Linked DNA regions of Homo sapiens: region 2 is linked to region 1. A link is an interaction called in ENCODE POLR2A ChIA-PET data of the cell type or tissue named here. Cell type or tissue: HCT116. All regions are shown on one strand.

Evidence for each region. ChIA-PET counts read pairs that join two places held together with the same protein. Peaks named below come from ENCODE experiments on the same cell type or tissue, not always from the same donor. Only the 100,000 strongest peaks of a DNase experiment are listed, where the experiment ranks them.
Region 2: POLR2A ChIA-PET joins it to region 1 with 10 read pairs; 3 of 35 experiments call an interaction of 5 or more read pairs at or near these places.

What each region holds. Positions count from the first base shown.
Region 1 is chr11:118,411,439-118,413,938 of GRCh38, forward strand. All of the region lies in intron 3 of LOC100131626 (a long non-coding RNA gene), which reads right to left. Among named protein-coding and RNA genes, the nearest start is that of ATP5MG, 11 kb to the left of the region's middle. In HCT116, no CTCF peak of the experiment used is centred here; no DNase peak of the experiment used is centred here.
Region 2 is chr11:118,535,489-118,537,988 of GRCh38, forward strand. TMEM25 (transmembrane protein 25) reads left to right here. Exons shown (of 9, transcript NM_032780.4): 9 at 1-341. Among named protein-coding and RNA genes, the nearest start is that of TMEM25, 5.5 kb to the left of the region's middle. In HCT116, no CTCF peak of the experiment used is centred here; no DNase peak of the experiment used is centred here; H3K4me3 peaks cover 313 bases; H3K27ac peaks cover 834 bases.

The DNA of each region.
Region 1 (2,500 bases):
GAGCACTGAGAGGTAAAGCCAGAGATGGTGGGGACCAGATTGTATTTTATGCCTGTTAAGGCTTGGACTTCTTTAAGGACATTGAATAGAAAGCCATTGAAAGATTTTGACAAGGCACAGTCCTGCCCTGAAGTAACTTGGGTAGTCTAACATCAGCAGGTAATTTCAATTCCATGTAACAAAAGCCAGAATAGAAACCTGCAAACTTGCATAGGGTTCATATAACAGTGCATGTGGTCCTACAATTTTCTCAGTATGTAAAAGTAGAAGTACTCATTTAGTAGTAGGCATCACGAGGAGAGAGAACATAATGGTTAAGTCAAAGCCAGTTATGCAAATATTTGTCACTGTGGTCCAAAGGTTTATTCCTAAGGAAACTGCTATCTATATATAAGTAAATGAGGCTTTTTGTTGAGGCTTTCATCATTTCAAAACTAATGTGGCCAAGTGCGGTGGCTCACGCCTATAATCCCAGCACTTTGGGAGGCCGAGGTGGGCGGATCACGAGGTCAAGAGATCAAGACCATCCTGGCCAACATGGTGAAACCCCATCTCTAATAAGAATACAAAAATTAGCTGGGCGTGGTGGCACATGCCTGTAGTCCCAGCTACTTGGGAGGCTGAGGCAGGAGAATCGCTTGAATCCAGGAGGCAGAGGTTGCAGTGAGCCGAGATGGCACCACTGCACTCCAGCCTGGCACAGAGCGAGACTCCGTCTCAAAAAAAAAAAAAAGCTAATGTGAGGCCGGGTGCGGTGGCTCACACCTGTAATCCCAGCACTTTGAGAGGCCAAGGCTGGCGGATCACCTGAGGTCAGGAGTTGGAGACCAGCCTGACCAACATAGTGAAACCCCATCTCTTCTAAAAATACAAAATTAGTCGGGCGTCGTGGCACATGCCTGTAATCCCAGCTACTTGGGAAGCTGAGGCAGGAGAATCTCTTGAACCTGGGAGGCGGAGGTTGCAGTGAGCCAAGATCATGCCATTGCACTCCAGCCTGGGCAACAAGAGCGAAACTTGGTCTCAAAAAAAAAAAAAAAAAAAAAAACTAATGTGAAACTGTCCACATTGCATATTCCATCCTTTTTTTTTTTTTTTTTTGAGACGGAGTCTCACTCTGTCGCCAGGCTGGAGTGCAGTGGTGCCATCTCGGCTCACTGTAACCTCTACCTCCTGGGTTCAAGAGATTCTCTTGCCTCAGCCTCCCAAGTAGCTGGGACTACAGGCGCGCACCAGCATGTCCAGCTCATTTTTTGTATTTTTAGTAGAGTCAGGGTTTCACCATGTTGGCCAGGATGGTCTCGATCTCTTGACCTCGTGATCTGCCCGCCTCAGCCTCCCGAAGTGCTGGAATTACAGGAGTGAGCCACCACGCCCGGCCTCATCCTTTGTTTTATACATCTCAGCATTGTTCTTAGATTAACAGTTTCTCCTCTTTTCCATTCATCTCTTACATACCTAAGTATTCTACCCTGATTTCTAAGGATAGCTCAATACTTTCTTTTTAAATATTTCATATTTGTATAACACTTTACCTTTTCAAAGCACTTGCACCAACTATCTCATTTAGCCCTCAACTTTCCTCTGAAGCACGTGCCATAAATGATATACCATTTAACAAGAGAGGAACTGAGCAGAAAACATAAAACAATTTGGCTAGGATCCCAAGAGCAATAAGTGGTGGCAGCATAAGCTGGGCCCAGGTCATGATCCTGTGTTGTAGTCTGTGCCCTGACTCTACCTGTGACCAGCTTGTGGATCCTGCTTTGTATTTCCACAGTTCCATTCTGTATTATATATTCTTGGTCCTGCTTTGCCCTACTATTAAGTTATTTAAGATTTCTTGTCTCATTAGATATCAACCTCCCTAATCTTATGTAAAGTGATAGGTAGTTTAGTAGGACTTACTATTTCCTAATTAGTGTGGTTTTTGTTTCTACTAGGACATAAGATTGTGATCACCCTTGTGATGAATTCAGTAACAGTTCCACCAGAGGTAATCCCTTAGCAGGGAACTTACACTAGACCTGTTTACCAAACAAAAGGCCCTGATATAATAAAATACTAACATGCAAAGCCCTTGGCAATCTCCCTTCTGCCTCATCTTAATCTCACTTAGCTGCCAACCATTGTTTCAGCCACCATTTCTAACCAATCCCCATAAAACCTAGCTTTAAATATCATGTTATTAGAGTGTGTATCCACTGTCCCTGATTGTTGCAATTTTCCACTAATCAGTTCATTCCCCTTTCTTTCTTTTTGTCTTTTGAGACAGGGTCTCGCTCTGTCGCCTGGGCTGGAGTATAGTGGCATGATCACAGCTTACTGCAGTCTCAACCTCCCAGGCTCAATCAAGATCCTCCCATCTCAGCTTCCCAAATAGCTGGAACTACAGGCGCATGCCACCACACACGGCTATTTTTTTGTAGAGACAGGGTAGCCACATTGCCCAAGCTGGTCTCAAACTCCTAGGCTGAAAGAATCCCCCACCTTGGCCTCC
Region 2 (2,500 bases), 120 kb after region 1:
TTGATGGTTTTTCTCTCAGCATGTCTCCTCCACCACGGGACCCCAGCCCTGACCAACCCATGGTTGCCTCATCAGCAGGAAGGTGCCCTTCCTGGAGGATGGTCGCCACAGGCACATAATTCAACAGTGTGGAAGCTTTAGGGGAACATGGAGAAAGAAGGAGACCACATACCCCAAAGTGACCTAAGAACACTTTAAAAAGCAACATGTAAATGATTGGAAATTAATATAGTACAGAATATATTTTTCCCTTGTTGAGATCTTCTTTTGTAATGTTTTTCATGTTACTGCCTAGGGCGGTGCTGAGCACACAGCAAGTTTAATAAACTTGACTGAATTCATTTACATATCTCTGCTTCATTTCTTCTATTAATATGTTTTTGTTTTTGTTTTATTTTGTTTCGTTTGAGATGGAGTCTCACTCTGTCGCCCAGGCTGGAGTGCAGCGGCGCGATCTTGGCTCACTGCAACCTCCGCCTCCCAGATTCAAACGATTCTCCTGCCTCAGCCTCCCAAGTAGCTGGGACTGTAGACGCCTACCACCACGCCCATCTAATTTTTATATTTTTAGTAGAGATGGGGTTTTACCATGTTGGCCAGACTGGTCTCGAACTCCTGACCTCAAGTGATCTGCCCACCTCGGCCTCCCAAAGTGCTGGGAGTACAGGTGTGAGCCACCACACCCAGCCTTCTAATATGCTTTTCTTTTCTTTTTTTTTTTTGAGACAGAGTTTTGCTCATGTTGCCCAGGCTGGAGTGCAATGGCGTGATCTCGGCTCACCGCAACCTCTGCCTCCTGGGTTCAAGTGATTCTCCTGCCTCAGCCTTCCAAGTAGCTGGGATTACAGGCATGCACCACCATGCCCAGCTAATTTTGTATTTTTAGTAGAGATGGGGTTTCTCCATGTTGGTCAGGCTGGTCTTGAACTCCCGACCTCAGGTGATCCACCCGCCTCAGCCTCCCAAAGTGCTGGGATTACAGGCATGAGCCACACTGCGCCCGGCCTAATATGTTTTTTAAATGAAGTTTTCCAGTCTCACAGTGGAAAAAATATAGCAAGCACCTGTATACCCACCACTCAACTCTGACATTACCAAATGTGCTTCAGAAAAATAAATAATATTTCTTTAATTATAGTGTTCCCAATGGCCGGATTGGCATTTTCTATTTCAGGGGCTCTTGGCTATAACTAGCATCTGATTCTCACTTGGTCCTCACTCAGCTGCTTCTTCCCACCTCAGGACTGGGCTAAAGTATGCTGAGCCCCTTTGTCCTGCCCTTGGGAACAGAAGGCTCAGACTGGGATGTGATTTTTTTTTGTACAAAGTTATGAGGTTCATTGAAATTTTGTAACATATCTATGTATGTATGTGTATATACAGAGAGAGCGCAAGAGAGCACGTGTGTGTGTGTCTTGCTCTATGACTCAGGCTGGAGTGCAGTGGTGCAATCATAGCTCACTGCAGCCTTGAACTCCTGTGTTCAAGGGATCCTCCCACCTCAGCCTCATGACTAGTTGGAACTGCAGGTGTGTGCCATTGTGCTCAGCTAATTAAAAAAATTTGGAGGGGGCAGGCATGGTGGCTCACGCCTGTAATCCTAGCACTTTGGGAGGCCGAGGCGGGTGGATTGCCTGAGCTCAGAAGTTCGAGACCAGCCTGGGCAACATGGTGAAACCCCATCTCTACTAAAATATAAAAAATTAGCCTGGCATGGTAGCATGTGCCTGTGGTCCCAGCTACTCGGGAGGCTGAGGCAGGAGAAATGCTGGAACCCAGGAGGCAGAGATTGCAGTGAGCCGAGATCGCGCCAATGCACTCCAGCCTGGATGACAGAGCAAGACTCCGTCCAAAAAAAAAAAATTCGTAGAGACAGGGTCTCACTCTATTGCCCAGGCTGGTGTGACATGTGTATAATGTGTAGTAATCAGGTTAGGATATTCAAGGTGTCCATTACCCAAGTACAATACACTTTTGTTAACTATACTCACCCCACTCTGCTATCAAGCATTGAATTTATTCCAACTATATGTTTGTACCCTTTAACTCACTTCTTTTGTTTATCCCACATTTTCCTTCACCCACATTTTCTTCACCCATTCATCAGTTGATGGACACTTAGGTTGATTCTGGATATTTGCTATTGTGAATAGTGCAGCAATAAACATGAAAGTGCAGGCATCTCTTTGATATTTTGATTTCTTTTCCTTTTTGGAGATACCCGGAAGTAGGATTGCTGGATTGAATGGTAATCCTATTTTTAGTTTCTGAGAAATTACAGGCCGGGTGTGGTGACTCATACCTGTAACCCTAGCACTTTGGGAGGCCGAGGCGGGTGGATCGCTTGAACCCAGGAGTTCAAGACCAGCCTGGGCAACATGGTGAGAGTCCCATCTCTACAAAAACACAAAAATTAGCTGGGCGTGGTGGTGTGTACCTGTAGTGCCAGCTACTTGGGAGGCTGAGGCAAGAGGATCACTTCAGCCCAGGAGGCAGAGGA